Regions from separate parts of the Homo sapiens genome. Here region 1 is linked to region 2. Evidence: chromatin loops called from intact Hi-C (ENCODE). Cell type or tissue: gastrocnemius medialis. All regions are shown on one strand. Each heading gives the region's core, and the rest is flanking DNA. Links, peaks and the distances in the headings are about the cores only.

Region 1 (8,338 bases), core at 217-8,216, 55 kb after region 2:
AGCCTGGTTATAGTTTTTCTGCATCTTCACTAACACAGGCTACTGCTAACCTTTTACATTTTGACCATCTTAGTGGTTGTAATTTGTATTTATCTTATGACTAATAATGTTCGGCATCATTCCATGTGCTTCTTGGCCATTAAGATATCTTTTGTGAAGTATGCATTCAAATCTTTTGCTCATTTTTTATTGAGTTTTTGTTATCCTCTTACCATTCAGCTGCAAGAGTTACTTATACATTCTGGACACAAATCATTTGTCATATATGAGTATTGCAAATATTTCATCTGAGTCTGTGGCTTGCTTCTTTGATTCTTAACAGTGTCTTTCGAAAAGCAAAGTTTTAAATTCAATGAAGTCCAATTATTATGACTAATTTTTATGATTAGTGCCTTTTTGTGATCTGTGTAAGAAATCTTTTCTTCTCCAAAGGCCATGAAGACATGAAGACTTTTCTCCTCTGTTTTTTTTTCTAATTTTTTTATAATGTTAGCTTTTTCATTTAGATCTAAAATCTATTTTGAGTTCATTCTTATGTACAACGTACAGGTTGAAGTTCACTTTTTGCATATAGATGCCTAGTTACTCCAGGACCATTTGTTGTTACTGATTTTCAACTTTATTAAATGTGTTTAGAAATCAAACACTATATAATTTGCATCATGAAATCTGGTGAGACTTCCTTTACGTTTCAGCATATAGCCAATTTTTATTGTGCTTGAAATTAGTAAGTATTCTCCAGTTGTTGGCTGCAATATTCTCTACATGTCCTTAGGTAAAATTTGTTGATTGCATTATTCAAGTTTTGTGTATTATTGCTGTTTTATATCTACTTATTTTATCAGCCACTGACAAGTGTGATAAAAATCTGTCAGTATGACTGTGACTCTATTCATTTCTGCCTTTTTGATTCCATATTACTGGATCTATACAAATTGAGAATTTTTATACCTTCTTGGTAAATTGATCCTTCTGGCATTATGAAATTCCTCTTTATCTCTACCAGTCTTTTTGCATTAAAAACAGCATTTTTAATCTTAACATAGCTACATCAAATTTCTTTTGGTTAGAGTTTTCATAGTGTTATCTTTTTTTTTCACCTTTTTATTCTAATCTTTCCACATTCTTGTGTTCTTGATATGTCTCTTGTAACCAACAAGGGTCTTCTTTCATTGCAATTTGAGCCTTTTAATTTGACCATATAGTCCATTTGCATTTGACATAAATACTGATATGTCTAGGAAGCTGTATTAGTTTGCTAGGGCTGCCACAACAAAATACCACAGACCTGACAGCTTAAACAATACATACTTGTTTTCTCATAGTTCTGGAGGCTAGAAGTCCAAATCAAGGCATCAGCTGGGCTGGCTTCTTCTGAGGCATCTCTCCCTGACTTGTAAATGGCTATCTTTTCCCTCTGTCTGCACATGATCTCTGCTCTGTGTCTCTGTATCCTAATATTCTCTTCTTATAGAGAGACCAGTCATTTTGGATCACATTTACCTTAATGATCACATTTAACCTTGATTACTTCTATAAAGGCACTATTTCCAAATAACGGTCACATTCTTAGGTATTGGAGGTTAGAATTTCAATATATGAATTTGGGGAAGAGAAGGGGACATAATTCAGTAGTAAGTATGTCATCAAGCAGATAAAATACCATCTATCATGTGTTTTCTATTTGTTCCATCTGTTCTTTGTTCCTTTTTTGTCTTTTCTCATCTTGTTTCGAATTGATTTCTTTATTATTACATCTTTTCTCTATTAGCATGAAAGTTGTACGTGCATTAACCATTCTTTTAGTGCTACCTGGAAATTATAACATGCATCCTTGGCTTATCAAAGCAGAACATTAATTGGTGTCTTTACCTACTCTCCAGACAAAGACCTTGGAACCCTTTAACTCCATTCAGCCCCATTCTTATTTATGTTTAAATTAGCCTACATTTTAAATCTAAATATATTTTAAATCCCACGATGTGTTATTATTATTGCTTATATAATCAATATGAATTTAAATTCATTCACATCATTGCCTAAAAACAAAAGTTCCTACTTTATTTATCTTTCTTTTGTTGTTCATGAAGTGAAACAACACTTCATTTGTCTCTTATGCTATCCTTGTGCAACATATAAAAACAGATATGTTCATCCTCTGGTGACGTAAGTGGAAGAACGACTAAAATTCCCGACTCTATAGAGTCCTAAGAGAGGAACCTACAGAAGTCAGAGGAAACTTCAATATCAAGAAGTTTGGAAAGAGGTAAATATTATAATACCCCATAAAGACAAAACTTCTGCCAAACTGGATGACATCGGTTCATTTCTGTGATGTTTATTTTGTTTTGTTGAAGAGGAAACTAGATGGGAAAAAAGCAAAGCTGAGAGAAAGGATGAGAGAAACATGCAAGGATTGAGAGAGTGTCTAGAGATGGAAAGAGGAGCTCCATGGAGACCTCCCAAGAGAGTGACCTGGGTGGCATAATAGCAACCAACATGAGTTGGAACTCAGAAACTGGTAGATGTTTGTCATTCCCAACCATAGGTCCTGGATTAAAGGAGCCCAGAAAATCATAGCAGAAGCCCAGATATCACACAAGTGACAGCAGAGCAGGCATCCTCCATGTTTATGAACTTCCTAGTAATACGATTCAGCTTAGAGCGCTGTAAATATTGTCAGTCCCTGCTCTTGGGCTTGTGAAAACCTGTCTGGAGCTTTGCAACTTGTGACTATTCAGACTCAATTAATGGAAATGAGCTGTGTTTTTAGGGTGAAAATATCCTTTCCTTTGCCAGCTTCCGAACCATGTGTCTTGCATTTTGAGACGAATCCAGTTGCGATGTTGACAGGTGCAGACTAACTACTCTTTCCACAACAAGCATTTGGAAACATTTTCCTGGTGGTCATGCTGCAAGTCTTGTGTATTAAAACTAGGGCATCAGGTTTGCTAAGTCAGCACACTCAACATAAGATATGTTAGAGACATAACTTCTGAGGTGAAGGGAATGATGGCAAATTTACATCAGAAGCTTTGTCTGCTGGTCCTTAAGATCAGTTGACTAATGGTCTTTGCCTCTGGGGTTTTTTCCATGCTCAGAAATAAGGACAAAGAAAAGACCTACTTAAAGATAACTAAAATGAGGAAATTTTCAGAAAATTGACTCTTTTTATATGATTGTTATTATAAGTTAACATTCATTCTGCTTGCCATGAGCCAGGCACTCATTATACTTAGCTCTTAGTGTGCATTACATCACCTTATTCAAATCTTACAGCAATCCTACCATATAGACACCACTGTTATTCCCATTGCAATAATTGGGAAGGTTTAGTAGCTTGCCCAAGTCAACTATGTGGAAGTGCCAAAGCCAGGAATCAAATGTGGCTTTCTTACTCTGAAAATAATGTCCTTAACAACTCCAATAAACTACACATTAAAATGAGCTTACCACCAGTATTATATCAACAATCGAGTTAATCACCATTACTATGTCTCATCTCACTAAAAACTTGCATATAGATGCATCTGCGCTGGATCTAATCGCCAAATGTCTGGTTCACCAAAGTGGTTTGTATCCAACTTTATGTGCCCTCTGAACTCAGTTGCATATGATGGGCAACAGTAAAAGCCACACTTTCAAAACCACGATGCAGCAAAGTTCTCAGGTGTGCTTCATTATCCTCCTTCCTTCTCCTCTAGCTCCGAATCTTCCACCTCTCCCAGTTCCATACTTCTTTGCCAGAGGCTGAGTGAACCATAGCAGAGAAGGACAAGTACAAGGAAGAGCATTTAGGAGAATGATCTATCATTTAAACAGGTGCAGCATGGAAAAAGAATAGAAACGTACATAGATCTGCACAAATTGCATGGCAATTCATCTGGGACATTAGATTTTGTAGCAAAGTGATATTTTTTAAATATGTATCTATGGTATCTCTTTTTTGGCCTTTTCTCCATTTTTAACAGCAAAGCTAATTTATGTTTATTGGTTAGGGCATAAGGTTGAGCTTAAAGAAGGAAGCAGAGAAACAAACAATATTTTTCCTGGCTCCAATGTTTTAAAAGCCTATGATGTTAGGAGTCTGGAAAGGATTCTTACCTTAGACAAAATGTTCCTCGGAAGACATCTTTAATTAAGGGGAAGGCCATGTATGAACCATATAGACACGAACAAGGAAGTCTCCGTGGTGACATGCTTGGGCCAATGAGGAAGGATCAAATCAGGCGGCAGATATCTTACCCAATGCCCATATAACCAGATTATATTAAAAAGTAGAAAAACCCATGAGACATCCAGTTCCCCTGAATTTAAATACAATGCCAGGGCAGGAAGAAACCTCAAATTAACTGAGATTACATTTTTCCGCCCTAGAGAAATAGGAGATTGAAATATAAATTAGATTGAATTTCAAAAATACATTATAAGTTGTTTTTCTCATACACTCAAGCTTCTGAACAAAGAGTCGTACCTATGACAATTTATACAATTGAATGCAAATCAGGAGAGCATTCACAGCTGACTTCCATCCAAAGGGAATCTTCGGAAAGGATAGAAAGGAAGAGGTTACCGGCCACAAGTTTGGGAGATTTCTGGACAGCAAAAGGGACAGGCCATGCTTCATTGCCAGGTCAACTCATATGAAAGGACAATTTGTCTCTTTGTAGACATCCCAGAGCAGGGACGTCAAACAATTTTGAAACACTTCTTTTTGGAAAAAGAGCCAAGATGTTACATAAAGTTAAAAAAACAGGTTTGCAGCCCAAGGCTCAAGACTAACACTGAACGCTCTCTCAATGTATTAGGAATCTTGTTTCCCTAAAAAGGGAGAGCTAAGCCTTTGCCCTATGGACATGATGCCATTGGTTGCTTTTCTCTTTGAGAGGAGTTAGATATGCTCCCTTTGTAGCCAACAAAGAAAGGGAGAAATCTGAGGACACATCTGTGCTGAATCTAATCGCCAAATGTCCGGTCTCAACAACGTGGGTTTGTATCCAACTTCATGTGCACCCTGAACTCAGTTGATGCCTTGGAGACAGGGCAGGGGAATAAAAAGCAAGAGAGGTGCATTCCATAAAAATAAGAGGCTCTTGACCTTTCTATTCAAAGCACACTCCAGGGATCATCAGGAGCAGCATTGCCTGGGAGCTTGTTAGAAATGCTGGATCTCTGGTCCCAACCCACATCTCCTTAATCCTGGTTTTCACACAAGATCCCTTGGTGATTTGGAAAGCTCATTAAAGTGTGAGAAGCACTTGTCTAGGAAGCCAGCCTCAAGCTTCCGGAAAAATCGAGACTCCTAGCTGTTCCAGCAGGAAGGATTCCTCATTCTGGGAGGTCTTGCAATCATAAGAATGGCATGGAGAAAATGACAGGCCCTGGAATTAGTCTGCCTGAGTTCAAAGCCTAGCTACTTTATCAGCTCTGGAGCCTTAAGCAACAGGCTCTCTGGACCTCAATTTCCTAATCTGTGAAATGGAGACAAAAATGATAATACTAGCCAGGTGTGGTGGCTCACGCCTGTAATCTCAGCACTTTGGGAGGCCAAGGTGGGAGGATCGCTCGAGGTCAGGAGTTCAAGACCAGCCTGGCCAACATGGTAAAACCCCATCTCTACTAAAAATACAAAAATTAGCTGGGCGTGGTGGCGTGCACCTATAGTCCCAGCTACTCAGAAGGCTGAGACAGGAGAATCGCTTGAACCTGGGAGGTAGAGGTTGCAGTGAGCCAAAATTGCGGCACTGCACTCCAGCCTGGGTGACAGAATGAGACCCTATCTCAAAAAAAAAAAAAAAAAAAAAGGGTAATACTGGAATTTAGTTCCCAGGGTTGTCATGAGGATTAGATGAAAGAAAATACATAAAATATTTAGAATAGTGCCTGGCACAAGGAGCCCTCAATAAAAGTTAGCTATTAGTATTTTTAAGAGAAAATGTCTTATGTTTTGGATTCCTAACAAAAGTGCTGAAACCATCTTGGAGAGTTCTTCCATGTTCTTCCTTCTCAGCTACAGAAAACACAAGGAATGATTTTAACTGCTTCTGACCAGTCTATGCTAAGTGGTGGGGCATGGAGCCAATTCTAGGGGGAAAAAAAAATGGCATAGTCACTGTTTCCCAAACCGTATTCATTCCAAAACTCCTTCAGTCTTTTTTTAACCATATCCATATACAACCCTTATGTGTTATTTTTATTTAAGTCAATTTACAATGAATTTTGTTTCTTAAGAGACACATCCAAAGCAATAAATATTATCTATGAAGTCAGTAGTTTAATGTGATTTTTTTCTAATTCACTTTAAAGTGAAACCATAAATATGAAAATTAAAATGTTCACACATACATAAAAATGTTACTTAGAACTCCAGGAAGTCTTTTCATTCCTACATTAGCATTTTATTAGCTCTCAGCTGTAATTCCAAATGTTTTGACATCAAATCTCTCCACTCAAGTGATTTGAGCAAAACCTTTGCTTCCAGCTCATGCAGCCCAGCTGAGGACCAGAGCCACCAAGCAATTTGTCCAAGCAACACAGCCAGTGCAAGGCAGAAAGATTAGACCACAGCTTTTCTGCAGTAGAGACGGCAAAAGCATCCTTATTCTCCCAACAGCACTGAGACAACAGCTGTGTCTGTGCCCCTATTCCTATTCTCTCTGCTTGGTGACTTTTGTCTTGTTCCTGTAATGATTGAAAGTCCCCTTCCTTTCACATCTAATATGATCACTGGATTCATACGACAGAGCTAAAGAAATGATTTCTAAATGTCATGCCTTTCCTTTTGCAGTTTTCCCACATCAGGGGGGCCAGTTTCTTTCGGGGCCATCAAGTTTTTTCTCACATAGCAAATGCAACAGCTTAGGTTTTCCTGCCACCCTACTTTTCACAGAGCATATGTCAAACAATGAGCCTCATGGGCCAGGTTCCCTGCTCCTCAATGATGCACAGCTTCTGCAAAAGGAATGCCTAAGCAAGCTCTCACGAGTGACAGCCTCCGGCCCAATTATTTCTTCTCCATGTTTTTTCTCTGTGAATTATCAAGTGACATTCTAGTGATTCTTGACAATGTTAATTAATGTAAAAGGAAGGAGAATAAATTAACCCAGTCTATCTGCTCTGCTTTATGGCGGGTATGATAATGTTCTAAGACGTTGTGTTATCAACATTCAGTTCCATTTAGTAAATATTTTTGAAGGGCTCCAGACAAGCTACAATTACTAGAGGCTGCACAGGTTTCAAGAGTTGGATCTTACAACCCTTACAACAGAGGGATGTGTCTATTCCATAGACTCGCCAAACAAAAAGTTTTCAACTTGTGTTTATCCGAATCATGCATTCTCAAAGGGGGCAATATTACAACCCTACTCAACAAAATCTTATTCTTTAGTATTTAATTTCTCGTATCAGGGAGAAATTTAATGTAATTTAATTAACTTAATTTACAATTAAATTAGCTTGTCATTTTACTTTAATTTAATAATTTCAATTTAATTTTTTCTGGGGGGAGGATAATAACAGAAAAAACGGTTGAGAAACACTGCTCTAAATGCAACGATAATTCAAATATACTCCTCCTTTGACCCAGCAGTTCCGTTACAGGAAAGGGGTCCCGATCCAGACCCCAAGAGAGGGTTCTTGGATCTCCCGCAAGAAAGAATTCAGAGCAAGTCTGCAGTGCAAAGTGAAAGCAAGTTTATTAAGAAAGTAAAGGAATAAAAGAATGGCTACTCCATAGACAGAGCAGCCCCAAGGGCTGCTGGTTGCCCATTTTTGTGGTTATTTCTTGATGAGATGCTAAACAAGGGGTGGATTATTCATGCCTCCCCTTTTTAGACCATATAGGGTAACTTCCTGATGTTGCCATGGCATGTGTAAACTGTCATAGGACTGGTGGGCATGTAGTAGTGAGGATGACCAGAGGTCACTCTTGTCACCATTTTGGTTTTGGTGAGTTTTGGCCAGCTTCTTTACTGCAACCTGTGTTATCAGCAAAGTTTTTATGACCTGTATTTTGCACTGACCTCCTATCTCATCCTGTGACTTAGAATGCCTTAACTGTCTGGGAATGCAGCCCAGTAGGTTTCAGCCTCATTTTACCCAGCTCCTATTTAAGATGGAGTTGCTATGGTTCACATGCCTCTGACAATTCCACTTCCATTATTTGTCTCAGAGAAAGAGTCCCTGGAAGAAACAAAGTCATTTGTTGCTGACTATATCATCATTTTTAACAGGGAAAACAACCTAAATGTCCATCATTTGGAAATAGTTCAATAAACTATAGTGCATCTATATTATGCATGCCTGTAATCCCAGCACTTTGGGAGGCTGAGGTGGGCGG
Region 2 (8,338 bases), core at 267-8,266:
ATGATGTTTAAATTCTGGATCTGATCAGAAATGTAGGCCAACACCCTCGCCTCTCAGCTGGAGCAAAGCAGATATGGTTGTCACCAGGCGACCACAGCCCCATCTCTTTCTTTCTTAAGGTTTATTTGATGTTCAGTAAATTGGCCTTTGAGGTCCCAGTTGTGATTAAAACAGCCTTCTTCAGTCCTTCTCTTGTTCACGACTGACATACGTACCAACTTGGGGGCACAGCTTGGAGTGTGGATCTGGAAAAGACACCATTTCCACGCCTCTGGCCCTGACCCTCCACATGTGTGGCATATGCTGGCAGCTCCTGCCTCTAATTCCACATCATTGCACAAAGCAAGCAAGACTTTGAATCCACCTTGGTTTTGTCCCAGTTTATAGCTTTCAGAAAGCCAGTGGGCTAGTGCAAATGAGCCTCATTTTATAAATAAATGGTGGTGATGGTGACATGATTAAACAGCTTGGGGTCAGAAATGTCAGGGTTTCACTCCCAGCTCCACCAGCTCATAATGTGGATCATTGGCCAAGCCCTTTAACCTCTCTGTATCATGACTTTTCCACTGGTGTATTAGTGTTCTATTGCTGCATAACAAATTATCACATATTTAGTGGCTTAAAACAACACCTGTTTATTATGTCATGGTTTCTGTGGGTTGGGAATCTGGGTGTCTTAGCTAAGTCCTCTTACTCAGAGTCTTATCTGGAGCTCTGGGATGTCAGCAGAATCTATTTCCTTACAGCATTAGTACTCACGGTGACTTGCTTATTAGCAGGCCTCCAATCTCTAACACTTCTTTTAAAGGGCTCACCTGATAAGGCCAGGCCTACCCAAGATAAGCTCCCTTTTGATTACTTTAGAGTCAGCTGATAAGGAAACTTAGTCACATCTGCAAGAGTTCTTCACCTTTGCCATCATATAATCACAGGAGCGACATCCCATCATATTCATGGGTCTGGCCCACATTCAAGGAGAGGGGATTATATAGGGCAGGCACAATAGGGGGCAGAATGTTGGCATCGTCTTAGAATTCTGCCTTCTTCACCTTCCTAAAGGAAGATACTAATAGGACCTACCTCATATGGTTGTTTTGAAGATTACATGAGGTGTTCAGTGTAACAGTAGGTACCCAGCAAGCAGCAGCTACTGTAATTATTGTAGCGTTTTTGACTAGCTACCACATGGCAGGCCTCATTCTAGGAGCTGGGGATTCGGAAAACTGTAACACAAACCTTGCTCTGAAAGAAATCATGACATTTCTCTAGCACTAATAGTTTCCACCCAATTCAAAAGTTGGCAAAAAGCAATAAAGCTTTAATCCAACTAAATGACTTTTTTATATAAAGATTCAGGGTTTGCTTGACTTGTTGGAACCACTGCCAAAAATAAAAAGTGCTGACTGTAATCAAATACTGTAATCCACAGGATTATTATTTCCACTCTCCAGAGCCCCCTGGTTTGACTGCTATTTTGCAATCGGAGGAGCAGCTATTTGGCGCTAGTGCTCCAGCATGGGTAAATGCCAACTCAGGGGTGTCTCAGCCTAGGCTGCCCACATCTGAGTTACCTGGAGAGCTTGTCCAGGATCCCACTTGCCAAAACTCAGATGCAATTGGTGTAGAGTGCACCTGTGTGTTGGGATTCTTTTAAACCCCTCAGGAGGCTCCAGCATACCACCAGGGTTGAAAATTCCTGCTCTAGCCAAAGCTTGATAGTTTCCCAGTGGTCTGAAGACTGAATTCCCTTTTTAACAAAACTGTTAAAGACATGATAAGCCAAAGAGACACGAGCAGCGATAACACATTTTTCCATTTATTTTCAGCAAAGGGATTGAAATTCAACACGTCGCACACCTTTTCAAGCCACTATCGCAGGTCTGGATGTTGAATGTAATTCTGCTACTTTTTGCAGATAACAGCTTGTCTCTGGGTAGAGAAAGGCTGGGATCGTATTGAGAAAAGATTAAATTTCCCACATATCCAGAAAAGCTGATGGTGCTCAGCATGTATTCTGCTTGCTCATCTGATGTTCACTCTGTCACCTACAAGTATTAAGCACCTACTCTATGTCATGCTTCATGCTGGATGCCAAGGCTTCAAAGATCAGTAGAACCTGAATTTTACCTTAAAGAGACTAGAGTCTAATGTCAACATGCAAACTTGCCTTTTCTGTACCAGAGGAGAAATGCTTCTGGCATCAAGGGCATGGAACTAATTTTGAGGTTATAAACAATCTTTAGAATTTGTCTCAATTTGGCTAGGCGCAGTGGCTCATGCCTGTAATCCCAGTACTTTGGGAGGCTGAGGTGGGCGGATCACGAGGTCAGAAGATCGAGACCATCCTGGCTAACATGGTGAAACCCCATCTCTACTAAAAATACAAAAAATTAGCCGGGTGTGGTGGCAGGCACCTGTAGTCCCAGCTACTCAGGAAGCTGAGGCAGGAGAATGGTGTGAACCTGGGAGGCAGAGCTTGCAGTGAGCCAAGATGGTGCCACTGCACTCCAGCCCAGGGGACAGAGCGAGACTCCGCCTCAAAAAAAAAAAAAAAAAAAAAAATTTGTCTCAATTTTCTTTGAATATGTCTTCTCTCTTTCCAGGGTCTCATAACTTCCAGAGAGCAACCCCTTTCCAACTTCCCCTCCTTCTCCGCCCACTCCCCCCAGCAAAAAAAACAAAATTGTAATTAATGATGGGAACTTAAAAATTGCCCAGACTTCCTAGTTATCTCACAAGGAAACAGGGCAACACAGAGCCCCAGCCTCCACTTCTCCCACCCCTCCGAACCCCCAGTTCCTTCTCCCCTACAAAGGAACAGTCTCTACAATCCAGAACAAGTCCTGAGCTAGGTGGGGGCTCATGGCTTCTACGTGCTCAACATTCCCTGCTGCCAGTAGGGCCAATTGCAAATGCAGCAGAAAGCAGATGCTTATTGATTTGGGCTTTGGCAAAAACCAAGGAAGCTGGATTCCTCTTTTGAGATAATGCTGAGCCAGTAGCAGCTGTTAGAAACAGGAAGCCGTGTGGACTCTGGTGTCATAAAAGTAAGACTGGATTTGACGTGCCAATTGCCTGGGATCCAAAGGGGAACTTCTCTCCACTCCTCAGAATGTCATATGTTTCTACAAAGACCTGAGAGGCAACCCAAGAGGCAGTTCAGCTGGAAGGAAACCAGAATTCCTGTTCAGACAAAATGCTCTCCTAAACCCTCACCCCCTTCATTTGTATAGTAAACCTTTATGGAGAGCCTACTAGATACAAGATACTGCACTAAACTATGCCAGTCCATCACCTCCCCACCCCCACCAACGAACATTTTTTTAAATATCAGAATCCCACCATGGTCTCAGAATTCAGCGCCTTGGCAGACTCCAGAAAGAATCATCCTGAGTTATTTTTTAAATGCCTACTCTGGTGTCTTGAGAAAACTGCTACATTAAGCTTACTTTATTCTCTATTTTTAAATTCTGTTATAGTGGTGCTTCACTCTGGGCTGCTGGAAACATTCAGGAACCACATCAGCAAACACCACCCCCGTTCTCCATAACATCAGCTCCTTCCATCTAGGGAAAAGGAAATGATCCACACCTAAGGTCATAGCTGGCCCAGTAGAGGAAAATGTCAAATAAAACCCAGAAATGGAGAGTCGCCATTATTTACCCCTTTGGTGCATATGTGTAGGGGAATAAACAACTCTCTCCATTACATTACATCATTACATTACATTACATTACACTACTCATCCACAACATTAGGAAGTCAGATTGCATCACACCCCTGAAAGCTGGCCAGTGTGAAAATGAGTGCTTAAGGGACATGAGGATGAAATTGTTTACTCTAGGAGTTAAGGTATGTTTTCCTCTAACAGACAGGGGCTGTGTATCCCTAAGTTGGTTTAAATGTGGTCATAAAGTCTAGAATATGACCTGGAAGACTTCAAGGTCCCTGGAAGCCACAGATTTCATAATGGAGTTAGGCAGGCAAGTCCAGGCTTGTTTCTTTTCAGACTTATCATGGACCAGTTATCTAGCCTGAAAATGGATTTTGAAATTGCTGGGGAAACTTCAAAATTACTCATTTCTATCTTGGAAACTAGCTCCAATCTCCTTACAACAGGAGGTGCACTGAGGCATCCCCTAAGACAGGAGTCAGCAAACTACAGCCCACAGGCCAAATTTGTTCTACCACTTTGTATGGTTTGTGAGTGAAGAATGGTTTTCCATTTTTAGATGGTTGACAAATAAATCAAATGAACAGTTTTTTTTTGACACATGGAAATTATATGGAAGTCAAATGTTAGTGTTCATATGTAAAGTTTTATTGAAACACAGCCATGCCTACTCATTCACATATTGTTACTTTTGTGTTCCAACAGCTGTGTTGTATAATTGCAACAGAGACCACATGGCCCACAATGCCTACAATATTTGATACCTGGTCCTTTAAGAGGAAGTTGATTGACCCTTGCACTAAAGTAAAAAATAATAATAATAATAAGCCTGTACACATACAGAAAAATGAGAGGGTCACATAATTTATTCTTTAATTATCTAATTAAACAATCCTATTGTAGCTCCTAATTATCTTCTCCACTCAGTAAAACCCCCACAATGAGAATCAACTCATGTGGCATTAGCAGAGCAACTTACCAATAATGCACCTGGCAAAGAGACTTTTCCACCATGTTCATCACATTCTCAGAACTTCTAGAAAAGCATATCAGAATATCAGGTAGATTCTGTTTATCTCCTAACCAGAGTTTTCATTCTTGGCTATGGGTTGGGGGTCTGCTTCCTTCTCAGCTGCACAAGCCTCTTTCTTGTTATGCTGTAAGGTCAGGCACCCCTAATCTAGCCATGGAAGAAGTGAGTGCCATATATGGAATCCTACGGTGTGGCATTTCTCTCCCTGCTTCCTGGCAACAGATTGGATGCTGCCACTTTCCCTGGGACCTGTTTATCCACCATTAATCTCTTCAAGTCTGACCACCAACAAACCTGTGGGATGAAGCTGGGAATTGTCTTCTCCAATAGCAAAGAGCTTCCTAATGCGTGACGTAAGTCTTTCAAGGATCCCTTTTTATCTCTTATCCTTTGCAGACTGAGAAGTGACAATGTACCCTATACAGGGGTGGGCTGAGTAAACAAGGTGTTGTGATAGACCAAGACCAAAAAAGCAGGAGTAAGGGGTTTCTGTTCACCACCATCCCCACTCTCACCACCCCCACCCACCCCCGTCACCTCTCTGCCTCCGTGTAAGGGCAGCTCGGGGAGAGAAACAAAGCCCTTGAAGTCAGTCATAATGCACAATAAACCTCTCCAGCAATCCTCAAAAAGAGAAAAAAAAATAAGAAATTCTTAAAATCGAACGGTTTTCTGATATTCCTAATGATTTTTTCCAACCCCCTGGGCACCCCTGTTCCTCTTCCATACCCTAAATTTCTGCTCCATGTTGACTACATACGCTGTTATGAGTCTCATCCCCTGATACCTTATCCTGTAGTTACTAGGCTCATTTTGCTTTGTGTGAAAGAGGCATTTTGGAAAAGTTTGGTATTATCCTAACTTTCTTCCTATTATGTTAAAATCCAGAAACGTCCTCCTTCAAAACTTAGTCGTTTAATGTGACAAACTCCTGGTGAGCACTTCCTACATGACATGTAATTCATGTAGAAAGATAAAACGCAGGCATCGTTCTCAGGGACCTTGGAGTCTGAGTGGGACATTATTAAGTATCTCTACTTGATCACTTACACAAGCAATAAATCAACTCGGGGACACAGACCCTTGAAGTAAATGGTGTGGAAGCCCGGAGGAGGAGGAGCTAATTCTGATTTGGGGGCCAGAAAGGCCTGCAGTAGAGGTGACACTTCATTGGAAGCCCAGATTAGGGTCCTGAAAGATGAATAGGAGTTAGGCAGGAGGAGGCAGGAGAGCAATGGGTGGAGGGCAGTGGGTGATACAGCCAGAAGAAGAGATACATGCAAGCTTCAGCTCCTATAGTAAAAATGTAATGATAATGGTGATGATGGTGGTAGTGGTGATGATGGTGATGGTGATGGTGATGTTGAGGGTGATGATAATTATAATGGTGATGGTAGTGATGATGATGACGATGGTGATGGTGATGATAGTTGTGATGATGGTGATGATGGTGGTGATGACGATGGTGACTCTTCTGAAGAAAGGCAAGATGACAAATCAGGAGAAAGAGAAGAGCCAGAGAAGTCCAGGGATGGAGGCCTCTCTCATGTTTCACTGCAGGCACAGCTCTGCACTAGGTCAGCTCTGAACCAATCAGAATGACCAGTTGGGCTGGCCCCTTTGAGGTCCACTGGCATCAAGCTGCTGCTCTTCAAGGTGAACTCTGGAAACTACCTTTTTTGGAACCCAGTCTCCAACCTGACGCTGCCTAAATTAATTTAAACTTGATGCAAGAGAGTGACAGCCCTTGGGAAAATGCTTGCTTTCACTTTGCTGGGTCTAAGTTTCCTCATCTGAGAAGGAGGATATTTGATCTCTGAAGTCCCCGATGACCTCTGATTTTTGCCAGCTCCTCTGTCTCCTGCCTGCCTCCAGAGCTTCTATCTCAGTTCCTGTCTGGCATCTTTATGGTCAATGCTGGAAGAAATAAAACAACACACATCTTTGTTTCCTGCTGTGTGGGAGGCAGGAAATGGCCTAACTCCCTAATTGCCATGAGGTTCTTGTGGTGTGTCCAGCTGCCCACTCCTTAGCACACCCCCACCCTCCCAGGTGTCTCAGCCAGAAAGGAGGGCACGCTCGGCCATCAGAAGCTGGAATCCATTCACCACAACCACCAGTTGCCAACCACACCCCTGGCTGTGTGGAGTATAAAATAAGTCAAGATGTGGGTAGAGGTAGCATTTGCTGAGCCTCCTCTGAACACAAGGCGGATGGTCAAGCATGGCTGAGGAAGGTTTTCTGGTCAAGAATCTAGGCTGGGCATCATTCTCCCAGTGACCACACGTGGACAGAACAAGAGCAGGTATGAGCTCCAAGGGAGAAACTGATGTACAAGCCAAATTTGGGCCTCTGTTGTCAGTCCAAATGAGCTAGACCAGAAGAGAGAAACCAGTTGAGAGTGAGATAGTCAGGAACTAGGAAAACCAGCGGAGATCTGGGGTCAAAGCAATTGGAAGCCAAAGTCTGGTGCTGCTGGAGCTGTGGCCCCAAGCACAGGAGTTGCTGTTGATAAACCAACCTGTAGACCTGTCCTGGGCAGGAGGCTATTGTTAAGGAAGACTTCCTGGTTGGCAGAATTCACTGGGCACCCTATGTTGGTGTCTTTCCTAGTGGAAGGCAAATGGGGTTCCTTTGCTTCTCGGTTTCTAATAGAGGCAAGATGAGAATTGCAAGACAGGACCCCTCATCACACATCAGATCCTACCTCCTGACTCTGGGAAGAATGACTCTCAACCCATGACATTCTCGTCATGCCTTTTTTTAACGTAAATCATGCAATCTCATGGCTATAAAAAGATCTTAATCAATAATGCACTGCAGAGATGAGTGACGAGGCAAGGTCTCGTAGTGAGTGGCACAGTTAGAGCTAGAGCTCAGTCCCAGGTTCCCAGCAGCAAATAAGGGGATGGCTCTTGTGTCTGCCTCCCCAAGCCTACAGAAAACTTTGTGTCTGCCTCCCCAAGCCTACAGAAAACTTTGGTCTGCCTCCCCAAGCCTACAGAAGACTAAGAAAGATAAATGGAAGTCCACTAATAAACGAGAGGCATGAACAAGAACCGCCTGCTTTAGAAAGTACACCTTGCCTTGGAGTGGGCACGTGGTACTTGGTAACCACATGCTATCTGGCTCCTCTGCAGGCACTGCAGGTCTGCCCCAGCAGGGCCCTTTCCAGCGCTTCATGAACAAGAGGTGGAGAAGAGACTAGCCGGCTGGAAGGAGCGCCGCAGTCTCTAAGGAGACATTGACGTGCACAAGTACTATCAGTCTTGGCTGGTCTTCACCCCTTTCCAAGCCCTCACCACCATGGTGAGCCCTTCTTTTGTAATATGTTTTGAAGTCTTTTGGTGGGACCAGTGGCAACCCAAATTCTTTATCTTTTGAGAAGTGAATTAGTTCTGGCTGCAATCATGCTGAGAAACATACGACCCTAAAACTGAGTGGCTTGCAATAGCAAATATCAATGCTTCTCAGTCATAAGAAGGTGAGAAGCATTCTCTTCCACTTCTGTTCACTGCAAGCTCACAGAGCAGAAGAAAGTCAAGAGCTGAGAACAATAATCTCATCTGCCACAGGAGACTAAATCTAGCCCACTGAAGGTCAGTGACCTGAGGTTTAGGGAAAAATCTGAG

The links. Peaks named below come from ENCODE experiments on the same cell type or tissue, not always from the same donor. Only the 100,000 strongest peaks of a DNase experiment are listed, where the experiment ranks them.
Region 1: a loop joins it to region 2, with 3 times the contacts of the local background. A loop is called at or near these places in 3 of 110 quality-filtered maps.

Annotation. Positions count from the first base shown.
Region 1 is chr17:68,638,532-68,646,869 of GRCh38, reverse strand. LINC01482 (long intergenic non-protein coding RNA 1482) reads right to left here. Exons shown (of 5, transcript NR_110825.1): 2 at 4,105-4,200. Among named protein-coding and RNA genes, the nearest start is that of LINC01482, 15 kb to the right of the region's middle. In gastrocnemius medialis, for the core only: no CTCF peak of the experiment used is centred there; no DNase peak of the experiment used is centred there; H3K27ac peaks cover 250 bases.
Region 2 is chr17:68,693,647-68,701,984 of GRCh38, reverse strand. LOC124904049 (a long non-coding RNA gene) reads left to right here and starts at 6,886. Exons shown (of 2, transcript XR_007065887.1): 1 at 6,886-7,011. In gastrocnemius medialis, for the core only: no CTCF peak of the experiment used is centred there; DNase peaks (open chromatin) are centred at 3,024 and 3,784; H3K27ac peaks cover 350 bases.